2 separate regions of the Homo sapiens genome follow, and region 1 is linked to region 2. Evidence: chromatin loops called from intact Hi-C (ENCODE). Cell type or tissue: K562. All regions are shown on one strand. Links, peaks and the distances in the headings refer to the core of each region. The heading gives the core; the rest is flanking DNA. Region 1 overlaps FAM83D (family with sequence similarity 83 member D). Region 2 overlaps DHX35 (DEAH-box helicase 35).

The links. Peaks named below come from ENCODE experiments on the same cell type or tissue, not always from the same donor. Only the 100,000 strongest peaks of a DNase experiment are listed, where the experiment ranks them.
Region 1: a loop joins it to region 2, with 2.3 times the contacts of the local background. A loop is called at or near these places in 1 of 110 quality-filtered maps.

Annotation. Positions count from the first base shown.
Region 1 is chr20:38,943,656-38,953,672 of GRCh38, forward strand. It overlaps FAM83D (family with sequence similarity 83 member D), which reads left to right. Exons shown (of 4, transcript NM_030919.3): 3 at 4,221-4,345; 4 at 7,884-9,451. The coding sequence ends at 8,865. Among named protein-coding and RNA genes, the nearest start is that of DHX35, 14 kb to the right of the region's middle. In K562, for the core only: no CTCF peak of the experiment used is centred there; a DNase peak (open chromatin) is centred at 4,516.
Region 2 is chr20:38,992,020-39,002,036 of GRCh38, forward strand. DHX35 (DEAH-box helicase 35) reads left to right here. Exons shown (of 22, transcript NM_021931.4): 7 at 337-406; 8 at 2,802-2,861; 9 at 9,711-9,823. Among named protein-coding and RNA genes, the nearest start is that of DHX35, 35 kb to the left of the region's middle. In K562, for the core only: a CTCF peak has its summit at 5,891 (motif pointing left); DNase peaks (open chromatin) are centred at 3,862 and 5,912.

The DNA.
Region 1 (10,017 bases), core at 707-8,706, 49 kb before region 2:
AATTGTCATATTTATTACAGAATTTGTTTTTTTGTTGTTGTTGTGTTTTTTTGAGATGGAATTTTGCTCTTGTTGCCCAGGCTGGAGTGCAGTGGCACGATCTCAGCTCACTGCAACTTCTGCCTCCCGGGTTCAAGCGATTCTTCTGCCTCAGCCTCCTGAGTAGCTGGGATTACAGGTGCCCACCACCACACCCGACTAATTTTTTGTATTTTTAATAGAGACAGGGTTTCACCATGTTGGTCAGGCTGGTCTCAAACTCCTGACCTCAACTGATCCACCCGCCTCGGCCTCCCAAATTGCTGGGATTACAGGCATAAGCCACCATATCCGGCCCAGAATTTGTTTTTTAAAAATTAAGCAACCCATGGCTTCTCAGCCTTTTGGCTAAGATCAAGTGTAAAAATTAAGCATCTTAACCTGTGAGCTTCAGAACTTTATTTGTTCATCACCTGTATGAGTATCTATTATGCACTGGGTACTAGATATAAAGCAGTCAGCAAAACGAATTTAGTCTTTGGTACTATAAGTTACTGCCTAAGAGACTCTAACTTACCACCTTATTATTACCAAGCAATTTGGTTTACAGAATTCAGATTCTCCCACAGAGTTCTTGTTGGTTGCCTCATGATAAAGACAGGATTGGGGTTTCTAGACCAATTGAGATGAGACAGCCATGTAACCCAACAGGTGGTTAGAAAATGAGTCCAGGTGGACCCAAGGAAGATACACTTTGGCATGGAAAAGAGCATTATCAGCTAGCCAGGTAAAGAAATGGAAGGTATCAGTGTTTAATTTCAAGGTACTCTTTCTATAATTAAGGCTATGCATTAGCAGAGAAATCACAGAATTGTTCTGGCCACAACTTTGGTCAAGTGATTTTCTCTATTTATCTACTAGACAGAAATCTATGAGCAGGCACCGGTTCAGTTGCCTACTGTTGGTTGTTGCCTTCATAGGTGTCCAGATCCTCTGCAGGGGGGTTTAAGAAGGCCTATTTCTGGCCGGGCGCGGTGGCTTACGCCTGTAATCCCAGCACTTTGGGAGGCCGAGGCGGGTGGATCACGAGGTCAGGAGATCGAGACCACCCTGGCTAACACGGTGAAACCGCGTCTCTACTAAAAATATAAAAAATTAGCCAGGCCTGGTGGCACACGCCTGTAGTCCCAGCTACTTGGGAGGCTGAGGAAGGAGAATCGCTTGAACCCGGGAGGCAGAGGTTGCAGTGAGCCGAGATCGCGCCACTGCACTCCAGCCTGGGCAACAGAGAGAGACTCTGTCTCAAAAAAAAAAAAAAAGGCCTATTTCTCTGGCCTCCCCAGTTTTTGTAGTTTTACCTCCTTCCTGGGGAAGCACTGTCTTCCCTGGTTGCTTGTGTCTCCTGTTCCTCTCTGTGCTAGTGAATTTGTGCCCCTTGCTGTATGGGGGCTGATGTCCCCATGCTCTGCCTCTGTAGCTGGTTCAGAATGTTGGGTTGTGCTGTCTGTAGGAACTTGGTCACACATTGATGTGCAGGCGCTCACAAGTGCTTTGGCCACGATCACAGAGGCATATGCAACATTCAGATGTGTGTCAAAGGGAAAGATACAGAAAACCACACCTAATCTGCCCATAATGGTATTCTTATGCTTATTATATGTTGATCCTTTAAGACTTGGCTCAGGGGTCATCACCTCCTCCAGGAAGCTCTCCTCCCACCAAGTCCAGGTGTACCTCTATGACATTCCCTAGTCGTTTTTCTTTTTTTAATTTTTATTTTGAAATAATTTAAGATTTATAAAGAAGTTACAAAAATAATATAAGAAATTCCTGAATACTCTTCACCCAAGTTCTCCACATGTTAACATCTTACAAACCTCAGTACAAATAACAAAATCAGGAAATAAACTTGATATCAATACTATCTAATTTACAGACTTATACATTTCCCGGTCGTTCCACTAATGCCCTTTTTTATGGTCCAGGATCCAATCCAGTCCAGGATCACACCTTACATTTAGTTGTCAAGTCTCCTTCATGTGATTTAATCTGGAACAGTTTCTCCATCTTTCTTTGTCTTTTAGGGTCTTGACCTGCCCCCACCCCCCCCCCACCACCCCACCCCCCGTTTTTTTTTTTAAGAGATAAGGTCTCGCTATGTTGCCTAGGCTGGTCTTGAACTCCTGGACTCAATTGATCCTCTTGCATCAACCAGCCTCCCAAGTAGCTGGAACGACAGACATTTGGCACTGCGCCCGGCTGGATCTTGACACCTTTAAAGAATACTAGCTAGCTGGGTGCAGTGGCTCACGCCTGTAATCCCAGCACTTTGGGAGGTTGAGGTGGGCAGATCACCTGAGGTCAGGAGTTTGAGACCAGCTTGGCCAATATGGCGAAACCCCGTCTCTACTAAAAATACAAAACAATTAACCAGGCATGATGGCAGGTGCCTGTAGTCTTAGCTACTCGGGAGGCTGAGGCAGGAGAATTGCTTGAACCTGGGAGATGGAGGTTGCAGTGAGCCGAGATTGTGCTACTGCACTCCAGAGTGAGACTCCACCTCAAAAAAAAAAAAAAAAAAAAAAACAATTTTTTGTAGAATTTGGGTTTGTCTGATGTTTTATCAAAGTTAAATTCAGATTACGCATTTGGTAAGAAGACCACAGAAGTAGCATTATGTCTTGCCATAGTTTTGTGTTTTATTTTTAGCTTATTTTGAATATTGATAGATTAACAGAAGTTGCAAAGATTGTACAGAAAAGTTTCATGTACCCTTCACCCAGTTTCCCCAAATGTTACATCTTATGTAACTTATGGTACAATGTCAAAACCTGGAAATTGACATTGTATACAGCTTTGTGCCATGTTATCGTCATGCATGCATATCCAGACAGAAGTTTCCATCACCACAAAGATCTCCCTCCTCCTGCTCCTTTATATAGTCACATCACTCCCCTCACTTTAACCCCTAGCAACCACTAATTTGTTCTCTATTTCTATAATTTTGTCGTTTACAGTCTATTTTGTAAATGGAATTATACAGTATGTGACCTTTCAAGATTTGCTTTTTTTCTCTCATCACAGTGCTTTTGAAATCCATCCAAGATGTGCACGTATCAACAGTTTGTTCCTTTTCATTGCTGAGTATTGTATGGTATCTTATACCATTCAGCCACTGAAGGACATTTGGATATTTCCAGTTTTTGTCTGTTATGAATAAAGTTGCTGTGAACATGTGTAGAGGTTTTGTGTGGATATAGGTTTTCATTTCTCTGGATGCTGTTATGTGTTACTGTAGTTTCTAAATCAATTAGTTTTCTCTCTCTTATTCTAGTCCTTGAAGGTAAGGAGCATGCCTTACATCTCTGTTGTCTCACGGCTTGGCACATAGTAGGGGCTCTCTATGTTTATGGAATCAATGAGTCAAACAAAAATCTTACACGTTTAATTTAAATGTGTAAGATTTCTAACGATATAGAGCCACTGGTCTGCTCCAGAGAATGCAGATTGTTGTAGTATTTTGTATGCCATTGTTTATACATTTATGTGTGTCATTTTACAGGAATAATTATGCATACATGTGCAGTATATTGCCCCAGCATACCACTACCAGTGTACGTTTTTGGTAATTATGTATTTGTAGGAGATGTGACATTGCTTGTTAAGCCACATGTGATATGAGTGTTTCTGCCTCAGCAGGCCTGTACTAGAGAAGGCCTGTCCTGTGTTCCTATTCTCCATACCCATTATGGTGTTGAGGGTGAGTGAGGATGGACTGTTACTCTAATGTGATGCCATTAAACAAACAAGTTGGAGGAAGATCAGCTTACCTTCTTTCAGACTTTGCTAAAATGTTCTTTATTACTAGCATGTTTTCTTTGATGATTTTATCCCACACATTTTGCTTCAGAATCATTTCTTGGATTCTGTTGTTTAGTATCCCAAAAAGGTTGAGTGTTCTTTTAGAACACATACACGCATGAACTAAGGGTCTCAAAAGTAAATATAAGAAAAGAACAGATGAGAAGATGGACCAAATGTAGAAGTAACATCACTTGAGGCTTGAGAACTGTCTGGCTAGTGTACCATGTATACTGTCACTAAATGGTGACCCTAAGCCACGCATATGCCAATAATTATATCTGGGAATTGTAAACTAAGGCTTTTTGTCCTAACCATTTGCTCAGCAGATGAGTATTGCTGAATTGTTCATTTATATTTCTCCCACTCCCTGCCAACAGTTAATGACAGTTCGGACTATCACAGGAAATATCTACTATGCAAGGTCAGGAACTAAGATTATTGGGAAGGTTCACGAAAAGTTCACGTTGATTGATGGCATCCGCGTGGCAACAGGCTCCTACAGGTAAGTCTCTAACCCGTCCAAGGCTTATTAATCTAAACTCTTCAGAAGAAGCATGTCATGTAAAGGTAAAAGCCTTTTCCTCTCAATGGGAGCCTGTATGGCCATGCATTCTGATATGCGTGCATCTGTGTATAGCAGCTGGTTATCAAAGCCTCCTGTTAGAGGCAGTTTGGGTGGGGGTCACTTCCCCTGTCCTGTAGTCCATAGATTAAAATGCAGAAGTTGAACTTGTATTGAGACAACACAGTCAGCAAGTCCTAGATTTCAAGCCTTGGCCCAGGTCTGCAGGGGACGAACTGGGGGTTAACAGCAACACACAGTCTGGAATCCTGGTTCCTTAGGGATCTGGACCCAGCTTGCCCTGCTCACTTGAAGGTAGGGGCAGTTGCAGGCATCTCCATTAGTGTTGAAGGCAGAGCCAGAGCTGTCAGCTTTAGACTCAAATCCTCCACGTTGCTTCAAGCCTTGTAATTTAGAGCTTTAGTCTAGAAAATACTGATTATGTTTCTGACCCACCTTTGAAGTGTCACATTGGCAATGGCATCTTAAGGTAGAGAGCAGGAAGGTTGAAGAGAGGGTGGGGATAATGAGCGGTTTACATGAATCTCTAGAATTTGTGCCATTTGTACATATGTGGCTCCAATGGTTGTATGTTCTGCCGCCTCTGCGGTAGATTGTCTGATGGTTTGCATGAGGTGTGTCTGTAGAATTTTAAAAAGAAAACCCCATTTTTGAAGAAACACACAACCCTGAGTGATAATTACGTGTCAGCCCTGGGTAAAGGTAGAAATGTGAAGGCTTGTGGAAAATGAGGCAGTAAGATCAAGAAAATCTTGACACCTTTCTTTTTCAACAGTACCCTCATTGCTCAGAACAAAATTTGAACTTTCTTCACCAAAGAGGCTGTGGGAAAAAACAAATTGAACTCTTTTTCTTGGAATTTCCTTTTGTAAGAAGTTTATTAAAAAAATTTGTTTTTAACCTAAGTAGGATTTATCTATATTAACCAAACTTAGCTACAAATGGACTTTTGCTGTTCTAAAATATAAAAACTACCCTCTCCAAATGAAATTGATGACGATGATAGCTTCCATTTGTTGAGGAGGTTTTATAATCTTGGTGTTGGATAGGTGCTTTATTTACATTATCTCATTGAAGGCTTTCTTTTTTTTTTTTTTCGTGATGGAGTCTTGCTCTGTTGCTCAGGCTGGAGTGCAGTGGCGCCATCTTAGCTCATTTCAACTTCTGCCTCTCAGATTCAAGCGATTCCTGTGCCTCAGCCTCCCGAGTAGCTGGGACTACAGGCATGCCACCATGACTGGCTAATTTTTGTATTTTTAGTAGAGATGGTGTTTCGCCACGTTGGCCAGGATGGTCTCAGACTCCTGACCTCAGGTGATCCGCTGGCCTCGGCCTACCAAAGTGCTGGGGTTACAGGTGTGAGCCACTGCGCCCGGCCCAGCCTCATTGAAGGCTTTCAAAAGAATCTTCCTTCTCAGGCTTTGAAGGCAGTTTTCAGGGGGACTTTGCATTAGCCATATCTTGGTTACAGGAGACAGAGTTGACTGTGTTCTATGATCTCTGTTTGAAACCTACTTCTGGTACAAATACCACCATTAGTGGGGTGATGGCAAGTGTCAGCTAACTCTCAAACGTACTGACTCGAAGAACCCGGAAGGAAGCATAGAAAGGTACAGTTGGTTTTCAGTTCATCTTGACGTAGGAGCCACACGCTGATCAGAACACTATATCCTGGTTCTGATGTTTTCGAGTTGACTTTTGTTCTTAGGCAGGCTCTCCCTTTGAAGTCAACGATCCTGGCTTTGTTTATTTTTTGTTTTTGAGACAAAGAGTCTTGCCCAGGCCGGAATGCAGTGGACGATCTCGGCTCACTGCCAAGTTCCGCCTCCTGCGTTTACGTCATTCTCCTGCCTCAGCCTCCCGAGTAGCTGGGACTACAGGCGCCCGCCACCACGCCCAGCTAACTTTTTTTTGTATTTTTAGTAGAGATGGGGTTTCACTATGTTAGCCGGGATGGTCTCAATCTCCTGACCTTGTGATCCGGCCACCTTGGCCTCCCAAAGTGCTGGGATGATAGGCATGAGCCACCGTGCCCAGCCAGATCCTGGCTTTCTTATATGGCCTTTAGTAGCTGTCTCCCAAAGGGTGAAACTCTTTCACTCAGAATTACTATCAATCCCTTCTGTCAGAATCCATTTGATAAAGAAAAAAGAAATCTCTGAAAACTTACTTGGCTCTGGTGGGATCACATGCCCACCCTGAATGAATCCCTGCATCCAAGGGAATAGGATACTCTGGCCAGTGTGGACCACATGCCTGCCCCTATTGTGGTTGGAGAGAGTATGATAATGAAAGCTTTCTGGGGTACAGGTGGGTGTGAGTTCTGCTAGCAGAGGAGGGAGGCGGGGAAGGGACACCGTACAGGCAAGGGCACATGGCCACTAATCAGCTCTAAAATGTTTTGAGCCATGGTGTTTTGTGAAAATGGCAGCACAGCCCCATGACTGTGGGTCCTCCACTGTTAGTGAGGAAGACTACTTCAGCAGCCACAAGGACAAGCTTGAGGGCAGGAAGGCCACTGATGTTGCCACTCAAACAGTAGCAAGGAGCAGGGCATTAGCAATTCATAGGGCCTAGGGTCTGATCTGGAGTCCAGCAGTAGCTCCCCTCTGTGATAATCCCTTTATCTGGTTTCCTTACCTTTAAGATGGGGGTGCTGGCCTAAATAGTTTTCTTACCTTTAAAATGGGGATGCTGGCCTAAATATTTAGAAGCCCTATTTTTTATTTTTAATTAATTTTTTGAGATGGAGTCTCGCCCAGTCATGGAATCTCGCCCAGTCATGGAATGTGCAGTGGTGTGACCTCAGCTTACCGCAACCTCTGCCTCCGGGGTTCAAACAATCCTCCCACCTCAGCCTCCCGAGTAGCTAGGATTACAGTCATGCACCACCACGCCTGGCTAATTTTTTATGTGTTTTTACTGGAGACAGGGTTTCACCATGTTGGCCAGGTTGGTCTTGAACTCCTGACCTCAAAGGATCTGCCCACTTCATCCTCTCAAAGTGCTGGGATTACAGTCATGAGCCACCGCGCCTGGCCCCCTTTCCAGTTTTTAAAAACTCTGAGGCAAGGACCAGGTGAGGTGGCTCACACCTGTAATCCTAGCACTTTGGAAGGATGAGGTGGGAGGACTGCCTGAGCCGAGGAGTTCAAGACCAGCCTGAGCAACATAGCAAGACCCCGTCTCAAAACAAACAAACAAACAAAAAAACCCTCTGAGGCTGAGCATTTAGTGTGTTTGTTAAACAGTTGGCCTTTTTACTTTTATGGTAACACACATAAATGTTATATATGTGTTAAGGCTAGTTAAATACATGCAAATGGTAGGTATGATATCACCAAATTTGTGACCCTTATGTGGTAAGATACCTGTACTATATTATTCAGATGGACAGTGAGTAAAACAAAATTGCTCATCCTTACCAGCTGCTGTTTGTTTCTTTTTAATCTTTAAGTTTTACATGGACGGATGGCAAATTAAACAGCAGTAACTTGGTAATTCTGTCTGGCCAAGTGGTTGAACACTTTGATCTGGAGTTCCGAATCCTGTATGCCCAGTCCAAGCCCATCAGCCCCAAACTCCTGTCTCACTTCCAGAGCAGCAACAAGTTTGATCACCTCACCAACCGAAAACCACAGTCCAAGGAGCTCACCCTGGGCAACCTGCTGCGGATGCGGCTGGCTAGGCTGTCAAGTACTCCCAGGAAGGCGGACCTGGACCCAGAGATGCCCGCAGAGGGCAAGGCAGAGCGCAAGCCCCATGACTGTGAGTCCTCTACTGTTAGTGAGGAAGACTACTTCAGCAGCCACAGGGACGAGCTCCAGAGCAGAAAGGCCATTGACGCTGCCACTCAAACAGAGCCAGGAGAGGAGATGCCAGGGCTGAGTGTGAGTGAGGTGGGAACACAAACCAGCATCACCACAGCATGTGCTGGTACCCAGACTGCAGTCATCACCAGGATAGCAAGCTCTCAAACCACGATTTGGTCCAGATCGACCACTACTCAGACTGACATGGATGAGAACATTCTCTTTCCTCGAGGAACTCAATCTACAGAAGGGTCACCAGTCTCAAAAATGTCTGTATCGAGATCTTCCAGTTTGAAGTCTTCCTCCTCTGTGTCTTCCCAAGGCTCTGTGGCAAGCTCCACTGGTTCTCCCGCTTCCATCAGAACCACTGACTTCCACAATCCTGGCTATCCCAAGTACCTGGGCACCCCCCACCTGGAACTGTACTTGAGTGACTCACTTAGAAACTTGAACAAAGAGCGGCAATTCCACTTCGCTGGTATCAGGTCCCGGCTCAACCACATGCTGGCTATGCTGTCAAGGAGAACACTCTTTACTGAAAACCACCTTGGCCTTCATTCTGGCAATTTCAGCAGAGTTAATTTGCTTGCTGTTAGAGATGTAGCACTTTATCCTTCCTATCAGTAACTGCTCCGTGTTCAGACTCCTGGTTTCTTCCAGGCTTACAGTGGACATCATCAGCTTCCTGCTTTAAAAAATATCTTATGTCCCTAATTGCCTTTCTTTTACCTGACTTTGTCACCTTTGTTGTCTTTGAATTCTTTAGGCTGCATATTATTTTACATGCTTTGTTTTGTCATGTATATACCAGGTATTGGTTTTATGGTTTAAACACTATGGATACAGGGGTTTGTTTTGCACAATTTTAATAGTCATGCACTACATAATGATGTTTTGGTCAATGACAGACCACGTATATGTTGGCAGTCTCATAAGATTATAATACTGTATTTTTACTATACCTTTTCTGTGTTTAGATACAAATACCATTATGTTACAGTTGCCTACAGTATTCAGTGCAGTAACATGATGTACAGGTTTGTAGCCTGTTTTGCATTTTTCTTAGGTTGTATGCTCTTCTGTTTTAAAGGTTTGAATCACCAGCATTTTTGTGATCAAAATCCTATTTAGAAAAAATAAAACTACTTTCTGTTTATCTCTTTAGAATATCTGTGTTCTTAGCATTAAATAAATATAAACTTGTGCTTCTGTACTTTTTCCCCCCCTCTGACACTTTTCTCTTTAAATCTGGGAGTATGTCACAAATTAATGCACCTAATAGATATAGGTATATAGATATCTATATCTGAAGGTTTTTTAAATAGTGTCAGGGTGAGGAAGAAGTAGATGATCCAAACTATAGAAGAGAAAATAGATCCACTTAACCTTCCTCAGCATCATGAATATTGATGTTACTCTATAGTTTAAGTGAGGAAACTGGCCAGAAATAGCAGGCCTTTGCACATGCTCTGCCTTTTCTCTTTTCGAAGAAAAAGCCTGAGCTATTTCAGTAGGTCCTTGGTACTCTGGTACTCTGCTTGTCTACCAAAGGAGGCGTTAGTGTATGTTCCTATATTCATTCCCAATATTAACTCTGGTGGCCCCATGGGCCTCATTTCATCAGCTGGGTGTATTGACAGTGATTTAGCCATCTAATATCCCAGAGTAGGGGCAAAAGAGGACACTGACAATTATCCCAGTTTCCTGGTCCAGTGGCAGGCAGTGTAATGGTTTCTACATCCTTCTAATCAGGATTGGTATGGCTGTGGAATCCTGTTT
Region 2 (10,017 bases), core at 1,223-9,222:
GATGGTTGGGCTTTGTTCTGATTTTTATGTGTTCTGTGGGGTTATAGGTTGGTTATGTTTTCATTTAAAATCAGATATTAAATTCTGTTGGAATTCAGTGTGGATGGTAAAACGCTTAAAGATAACAATAGTACACTTTTTAAAATTCAGGTATGTTAATGTCACCGTTTTTATTAACCTAAGAATTGCCTCATTGTCAAAGAAGAGTGACTTAGGTTTACTTTTGATGCAAAGTGATTGTATGAGGACTAAATACCCAGAAGCTCTTTGATGGTCTAGATGAGATGATGTGTGGCTTTTTTAGAGGCTCACTGAGAGCTTCTCTTTGATTCTTAGTGTCATCATGCTGGATGAAGCCCACGAGAGGACCTTGTACACTGACATTGCCATTGGCTTGCTAAAAAAGGTATGACTTCACTGCCAGCTTTTCATTGTGTGTGTTTATTTTATTGCCTAATTACAAAAGCAACTGTAGCAACTTGGAAAGTACAACAAAATACCAAGGAAGAAAATTAAAATCATCCATAATCCTACCCATTCAGAGAATATCAGTGGTAGAATGTTGGTATATTTTCTTCTCTTTTCTGTGTGTGTGTGTGTGTGTGTGAGTGAGTGTGTGTGTACTTGGATCTGTTTTGGCATACTAGGGATTGATTGAATTATATATACTAATTTGTATCTTGCATATTTCCCTTAACATTACATTAGGATCATTTTTCTGTGTCATTTAAATATTCTCTGAAGATATTATTTTTAATGGCTATTTAATCACATCTCTATCATAAAGTATTTAACTTCCCCTACTGTTAGCAATTTATATGGCTTGCAGATTTTAAATATTATAAATACTGTTGTAGCAAGCACCCTTGTAATTGAATCTGCTGCATTTCTGTTTATTTTCTTTAACTTTTTATTATTAAGGTTTCATACATATCCCAAAGAAGTGTATAATGACCCCCATGTACCCTTCATCTGGCTTCAACAATTACAACTCACAGCCAATCTTGTTTCAATCTTAACCTCCACTCTCTCCTCCCTTCCCATATTTTCTGATTGTTTTCTTTGGACAGATTCCCAATTAGAGTCTAGAAAGAAGTGGTAGAACAGGGTGATTAAGAGCATAGGCATTGAGTCAGACTACCTGGGTTCAAATTCTGGCTTTGCTGAGTTTACTCATCTCTAAAATGGGGAAAATAGTAGTCTCTATATCTGTGCTGGTATACTTTCCTTTATGGTAGCCACTAGCCACCTGTAGCTATTGAGATAAAAGTTAATTAAAATAGAAGAAAGTAAAAAAATTCAGGTTCTCAGTCACGTTGGCTATTTTTCTTTTCTTCTCTCTTTTTTTTCTTTTTTTGAGACGGAGTTTTGCCCTTGTTGCCCAGGCGGGAATACAATGGCGTGATCTTGGCTCACCGCAACCTCTGCCTCCCAGGTTCAAGCGATTCTTCTGCCTCAGCCTTCCCGAGTAGCTGGGATTACAGGCATTTGCCACCATGCCTGGCTAATTTTGTATTTTTAGTAGAGATGGGGTTTGGTTCCTCCATGTTAGTCAGGCTGGTCTTGAACTCCCAACCTCAGGTGATCTGCCTGCCTCGGCCTCCCAAAGTGTTGGGATTACAGGCGTGAGCCACTGTGCCCGGCCACATTGGCTATTTTTCTTTTCTTTTTTTTTTTTTTTCACGTTGGCTATTTTTCAAGGGCTCTATAGCCACAGGTGGCTAGTGGCTTATGCATCGGACAGTACAAATAAGGAAAGTTTTCATCATTGCAGAGAGTTCTTTTAGACATAGGTACTGTATATTGTGATTTGTTATGAAGCTTAAGTAAGATAGCAAAAAACTTTTAGGTTGGTGCCTGGCATAGGGTCACAGCTAGACTGTGAGGTTCTTTTGTGCAAATTAGAAAAAGATGTTCCCTCTGGGAGGATGTCTAGAGCTAGGTGGGAGGCAGGTGGACCGGATTGCTGAAGCCCCTAGCCCCCTCAGCCAGGCATCTTTGCACAGTGGGTACACTGTGTACCTGTATGCAGGGCCTCTGGGCTAGCACATAAGTTAGTCTGTATTAGTTGTTATTATTATTATTTTCATTGTTATTTTATTCCATTGCCAAAGATTTAGATTTTTTGATACTTTAAGGGAATTATTGTACCATGTTATTACCTTTTTCAGGAACGGTATAATAAGAGGGCCGATTTCACTGAATCTTTGCCAACACTGAGTATTAGCCTTAAAAAAATAAATCCTTGCCAATGGGATAGATGGGGAAAAAAAAATCTCATTGTTATTATATATCTTAGCTGTAGCTCATTTGGTCACTTCTCCAATGCCTGTTGATTATGTGTTTCTTTGAGTAACTGTTAATATCTTTTATCTCTTTTTTTTTTGCCATATTTCTGTCTTGGTGTTATCATTTATTGTTTGTTTGCTTTTAATATACTTTTTCATACATAGATTCAAACTATCTTGAGACCCAGGTGTCAGGAAAAAATGGTTTTATTCTCAGTAAATTCAAATTTGGGTCTTAAAGCTTCTTTATAGTTTTTATAATTTAAAAAAATTTACTTTGGAAAATTGCATACATTTACAAAATTGGAAGTAATAGTGTAATGACCCCCCCCCCCCTTTATTGACAATTATTAATTTGTAGTCAGTCCTTTCATCTGTAAGCTCCCTTACCTCCTCCTCAGGCAAAAAAGAAAAAAAAAGACACTGAATTTTTGAAATACATTTCAGATATCAAATGATCTCATCCATAAGTGTTGCACTATTATCATTATTTCCAAATGTCTTCTTTTTTAGATTCAGAAAAAGCGAGGGGATCTTCGATTGATTGTAGCTTCAGCCACTCTGGATGCAGACGTAAGAGCCTTGCCTCCCCTTTCCTCCTCTCCTCACAAACACTTTTGTCCTATATATCCTTGGGAAGTTACCTCTAGCAAGAGCTTATCTTTGGCAGAATGCCCTATCTTCTTTATGGGACCATCTGATGTCCTAGATTTCATATAATCAGAGGTTACTCCTTTTCAGCTTGTGAAATTAGACTGTAATTAATTGAGCTCATAATTACCTACCTGTCTTGTTTATCTACATACTGTCTTTCTCCCCACTTACACAGCTTCTTTTTGTTGTTTTTTCAGTATAAGCCTGTATTTCTTGAATTTGTTTATTTATGACTATACTGTATAGATTTAGATTTTTCTGTGCAATTGAAGTTTCTCCTGGGCTGGGCACGGTGGCTCACACCTGTAATCCCAGCACTTTGGGAGGCTGAGGTGGGTGGATCACTTGAGGTCAGGAGTTTGAGGCCAGCCTGGCCAACATGGTGAAACCCCGTCTCTACTAAAAATGCAAAATTAGCTGGGCGTAGTAGTACATGCCTATAATCCCAGCTACTTGGGAGGCTGAGGCAGGAGAATTGCTTGAAACTGGGAGGCAGAGGTTGCAGTGAGCTGAGATCGCTCCATTGCACTCCAGCTTGGGCAACAAGAGCAAAACTTCATCTCAAAAAAAAAAAAAAGTTTCTCCTGTATATATAATAATTTCCATGTTAAAGTTTTCTGTGGCTAGGTTTACATTATTTTTCTCTCTTGTGGACCTATAGTTTAAACAGCAGCTCAACTCAACAAATACTTTTGACCACTTACTATATTTACATGCAGAAATAGATGTTTGCAGTTCAGTGTGTTCAAAGTTCTGAGGCAGCTAAGGAGGGAGCCCTTAACTCCAGCCAGCTGGGGGGTGTCCAGAAACTTTCGCAGAGGTGGTGACCTACCAGCTGTGCTTGAAAGATGGACAGCCGTTTTCCAGATGGATGAAGGTGGGGAAGGGCACCCTAAATATAAGTGAAATCACAGGGACATGACCATGAGTTCATGGAGCTTCGAGTCTTATCTTACCTGCCAGGCCCTCATGGGTGAATTACCCTTGAACTCCCTCTCTGACTTTATCTTCTTCCACTTTCTCCAGTGCTCCCTACATTTCAGCCTCACTGGTCTCCTTGCTGTTCCTCAAAACAACCCAGGCATGCTTCTGCTCTGGAGGAACCCTCTTTTTAGACCATTCCTTCCCCGGACAGCCTAAGGTTCTCTCCTAATTTCATTCCAGTTTTGAGCATTTATTATCTCCTCAGAGAGGCGCTCTCTAAAACAGCACCCCAGTTGCTCTTTATTCCCTTATTCTGATTTTTTTTATGTTTCTCACTTGTCTATCACTATTTAACATTATATGCATTGTTTATTGTGTGTCTCCTGTCACTAAAATATAAGCTCCATGAAGATCAGGACTTTGTCTTATTTTATCTCTTCCACCTAAAACAATGTCTAGCACAGAGTAGGCACTTGGGTTGAATGAATTTTGACTGACTGGGAAGTAATGGAAGATTAAAATGGGGAGGTTGGGGTCAGATGACGGAAAGCCTTAGAGGCTCAGCCAGAGAGGATGAACTCCATCCTGTATCTGGTTGGGAGCCATGGGAACATGTGAGAGAGGGCAGTGACTTCATCATGTTTGAGCTCTATAAAGATCATTCTGAGTGCTGTGTATAGGAGATGAGAGTAGATATGGAGTCTCTAGTAAGGAGGCCAGTTCTGAAATCCAGGTGAGATGTGGTCCCTGGCTCCTGGCTCCTAGTCTCCCTGTGGCTTCTGGGATACAGAACAACTTGGAGAGAGAGAAAGCTTACCATAGCGAAGGTAAATGTCCAACGTGTCCCGAGACTGGTTTCTCAGACCTTTCCACAGGCTGTAGGAGTCTGTTGTTTTAGGTCTGCCCATGGTAACTTTTGGGTTAAAGCTCCTCTGTTGCCCTGTTTAATTGTCATCTCCCTCACCCATGGTATCTGCTGGCATGCTATTTTGTGGACTGTGGCTGACTTCACCTCTAGTTAGCTCCTCTGTGGCTACATTACACAGAACATCTGTATCTCTTTTTCACCCCCCACCTTAAAAATTATTAAATTAAGTTAAAAATTATTCCAGTTTTTATTATGTTGAAAACTATAATGTCCAAGTCTTTTCTTAGATTCATTTTATTTATTTATTTATTTATTTATTTATTTATTTATTTTTTGACACCAAGTCTCACTGTCTTGCCCAGGCTGGAGTACAGTGGTGTGATCTCAGCTCACTGCAACCTCTGCTTCCCAGGTTCAAGTGATTCTCGTGCTTCAGCCTCCCAAGTAGCTGGGACTGCAGGCATGAGCCACCATGCCTGGTTAATTTTTGTATTTTTAGTAGAGATGGGGTCTCATCATGTTGGCCAGGCTGGTCTCAAACTCCGGACCTCAGGTGATCCTCCCGCCTTGGACTCCCAAAGTGCTGGATTTACAGGCATGAACCACCACGCCTGGCCAGATTCATTGTTAATTAATACTTACTAATTGTTCACAATTGCCTTTTATTGTCTTGGTGGAACACAGAGATGAAAAAAATAGCTTCTTTCAGTTCTGTCTATGGTAGTTGATATAGATGACTTTCTGGAAGCAATTTTGTAAGCGGGAAGACAGCATGTAGGAACTTTGTCATGCCTTGCTCTGCTGTGGTACGGGACATGCTGGACCTCTGGTAAGCTGGGCCATTCCTTCTTATCCTGTCCTTGCTGCTCAGCCAGTGCCTCCTGTGTGAGGGGAACGGTGGTTTCTAAGTGTCTGTGAATGGGGGATCTGTGTGTGTGAGTCATCTCTGTGTGGGTTGTGGGTCCGTGTGTGAGGGGCCTACGTGAGGTATGGGATGTGAGTTCGTATGTGAGTGAAAGAAAGAAAGAGGATATAAGTGGGCGAAAGAGGGCAAGAATGAGGACTATGTGGGAGTGGCAGGGGGGTTGGGTGTGGCTTAGGAAACATTTTGATCTAGAGGCGTAGGGAAGTCCAGAACTCATCCCCTGCCCCCCAGCGGCTGGGTCTGTGGGTGACAGACTAATTTCAAACCTCCTAGAGCTAGGGCTGCTGATAGGCCACCTGCCGTGGTTTCTCTCAGGGACTGGGGTGGCCCAGCCTGCAGACAAAGACAGCAGTGGCTGCAGCCGGGAGGCAGAGACCTGCAGAGCATGATGGGGCTGATCGAATAGCTGCTTTGGTTGCTTTATCTGCTTTCTTAATGTAAGCCCAATTAAACGAACAATTATATAACATGACTGGATATAATTATGAAGTATTTATTGATCCTGTATCACGTGATGATATTGCTTTTCTTTTATTTGCGTCCAACTGCATGGCAGAATATATGGTTGCTGGTAGCTCCCATAGTTTTTTTGTCATAAGTCCAGCTACTTGAAGAGAGACTAATTTCTCTTTCCAGATTCTTAGAGAAGGAACTTAGCATCAGCTGGGGTCAGGTCTCCACCCTGGACCAGTCTACATGGGCCAAGGCTGTTGGCCAATCATGGGTGTGTTGGGTAGACATAGCTGCTTATCGGCCACTCCAGTGGGTTAGGAAGGAGCAGGTACCAGGGAAGGAGCCTATGGTGAGCTAGAAGACAACCCTGCAGATGGCCATATCATTTACATTCCATTTCATAGACTGTCCCCTGCCTTTTTATGATGTATGCTTCTTACCATGTCTGTATGTCAATGTGACCCCACCTCTTTCAAACCTGACTCAAATTCTTCTTTTCTGGGTGTGTTGAACTTATTTTACTCTTCTTGTTCCTTGATTCTGCCTCAAGATTCTTGCATTGTTGGTACTATATTTATTTACTTTTTTATGTATTTTGTATTTCCAAATAAAGATACAAGATAAAGATCTTAAAGGTCTTGTGCCTTCTCAGTAAATGCTGAGTCTTAATTCTTTTTGTTTTGAGACAGAGTTTCACTCTTGTTGCCCAGGCTGGTGTGCAATGGAGTGATCTCGGCCCACTGCAGCCTCCGCCTCGCAGGTTCAAACGATTCTCCTGCCTCAGCCTTCCTAGTAGCTGGGATTACAGGCGCCTGCCACCACGCTCAGCCAATTTTTTTGTATTTTTAGTAGAGATGGGGTTTCACTATGTTGGCCAGGCTGGTTTTGAACTCCTGACCTCAGGCCATCCACCCGCCTTGGCCTCCCAAAGTGCCACCGCATGAGCCACCGCATCCGGCCGAGTCTTAATTCTTGAAAGAGTAACTCTTTACTTTTCAGTACCACATAGTCCTTAACGGTAAGGTTTAGGCATCTACTCTAACAAAATTGTCAAGGCATCATCTTCTTCCTTGTTCTGCTTGCTTTTTTGGTAACATTCACCCTTGTCCAAGCCCTTTGGTAAAATCTTCCTCCTTCTCCTTCCATAGCTCCTGGAGCCCTGCTGACTTCCCTCTCCTACCTCCTTGTTGGCTTCCTCTTGGGCCCCTTCTCTGTCTGCTCTTCCTTCTCAAGGCTGCACACCCCTGTGGTCCCTGGTTCAGCTGAGCCTTCGTGCTTGTGGCAGTCTTGACTGTGTGCTTGCACACCAGCCTTAGCTGTCTGACAGCTGGCTAGCCACAGACATCCTAAACTCATAAACTTGTGACTCTCTGATTCTCCATCTCAGTCTCTTTCTCATGATCATAGTCATTTAGGCCAAGACCTCCATTGCTTTAAGAAGTTTTTATCCCCGGTCGAGTAAGAGTCACTCTAGCCTTCTTTCCAATGTGCACGTGTGTGCACGTTCACTCACTGATTGCCAGTTCCCACCAGCTGTATCTCTGGAATGCTTTGCCCAGGTTCACACTTTGTCTCCCCTGCACTATTATGATAGCTTCATTAATTAGTTTGTTTGCCTCGAATCTCTTATTTCCTCTGCCCTCCTCCAAAATGGCCACTGGAGTCTGGGATTCAGCTCACAGGTCTGATAATATCATGCCCATCCTCACTGCCCTTGTCTTGCCCATCGAATAAAGTGCCAGTGCAGCTGATCACTTGGGTCCCTTCAGAGTTATGGCTGACATCACTTATTGAGTGCCATTCTAGGCTAGATGTGTGTCACAACTATCCCACATAGTTTATTTGAACCTCACAGCAACCTTGCAGGGTGGATAGCAGTTTGTCCATTTTGCAGATGAGAGAGCTGACTCAGAGATGAGGAGGCCTAGACCTTGCCTCTGTCCTCCCTTAGGGACCCCTTTACATTTTAGTCCATACTGTGCTATTGTCCTGGGAAGGGATGTCTCCCCCTTCCCAGCCAGTAATAATCCTCCTTAGCCTTTACAGTGCAGGCAAGGGATACTGCTTTCTCCATGAAGCTCTCCCTGAAAGCCGGTAGTTCTTAACTTTTCCTTCTATCAGATTGCAATCTGCAGCTCTTTCCTGGTCACAGGGTCATCTGCCTCAGGGATTATTTTATGATCAACTCTTTGCACGTCTGCCTTCTGTGAACTGTTTACTCTTTTGGGGCATGGGGTGTCTGTTCCCACTTGTTTGTATGTCACTTCTAGTGTACCTGTGCTGTGCATGTCATAGGGATGCAGGAAGGCTGAAGCAACTTGAAGGGAATTTACCCAAAAGAAAGTGAACAGGAGTACTGTGTGGAATTCTGCATAGCAAAACATAGTTTTGTTGACATGAGGCACTTTGATGTCTGTGCTTATTCTTCTCAATTTTGAGGTTAATATATAACATCCCTGTATTTTGTGGTTAAATCCAGTTTACTCTTTTAAAAGTACCCCTCAGAGCCCCTTCACTTAGCGTTTGATGCCATTCGTTAGCACAGCTCCTGGGCTCCTGGGTTTCCTGGAGCAGGATGGGCATGTTTTGTAAAGGTACATAGGGAAATAAAGACAAGCTTTGTAGTTATGTAGCCAGGCCTCAGGGAAATGAGTAGAGGTGGGGAATGGAAAGGGCACCCAGATTCAAATAATGGAGCACTCCACCCGACGGGATATCCATGCCCCCTCTGCAGTGGGCACCAGCTGCTTCCCATCTGGTGCTCACTTGCCTGCCTGCATGGTCACTTAGCTCTTCTCAGTCTCAGCTTCTCTTTGTACCTTAGGGTCACATTCCCCAAGAGAGGATCTTTGGTGGCGTTTCCTTCCCCCATCATTGGCTGGAGCCCTCAAGACAGGTCTCCTTGTGGGCTGCAAGTGGTGGTCAAGTACCATTAAATAGGATGTGGACACCTGTTTGGCAGAAACTGCCAAGAGACACTTCTCCCAACAGGGTACTGCACGAGTGTTGGGGAAGTACATGATTGATGGCCTACCCCATACAAAGCCTCGCACTCACTACTGTAGGGCGTGTAAAGATGGAGAAGACACTATCCCTGCCATCAAGTGGCCTAAAACCAGTAACAATGGGGCCGGAAACACACCTACTGTTCACAGAAGGAAAAGTTTCCTATCAAATGATCATATCTGTGTTTTCCAGATAGAGTTACCCACCAACCTCATCTAACCTGTACTGAACTTGAGTCACACCTTTGACCTAATTTTTGCTTAAATGAAATACAGAGGATAGGAATAATATAAATAATACTAAAGCTACATGTTAACTCAGATGCTATGCTGAATGCAGTTTTGAAATCTAACCTTTATTATTTTTATTAAAACTTTAGTAAAGACACTGTCATTGAAATGTGATTCCCCACAATTACAGTTAGAAAAATGTGAATTTAAAAAATGTATTTTGCAACCCATAATCTGTATTGCACATATATAATCTTGCTACTCACCTGTCTTTGGCAAGTTTTATATTATTTTTTCTTTCCATGAATCGCTACGAACCTTTTTTTCTAAGAGAAATGAAGAATTAATTTTTTTCTTTTTAGAAATTCCGGGATTTCTTTAATCAAAATGAAACCAGTGATCCAGCAAGGGATACATGTGTGATCCTTACAGTGGAAGGGAGAACATTTCCGGTGGATATCTTTTATCTACAAAGGTTTGATGATGCTTGAATTCTGGATGATGGTGTTTAGAAAACTCAGCCTCTGATGTAGAATGTCAGAACTGCATTTGCTCACAACTCTAAAGGATGGGGAGGAGCATGTTTTGTGTCCCTAGTCATTGGTCTAGAATGTTCTTACCCTGCTCCGGATCACTGCTGAATTTAGTTTAAACTGTTCACACTGACAT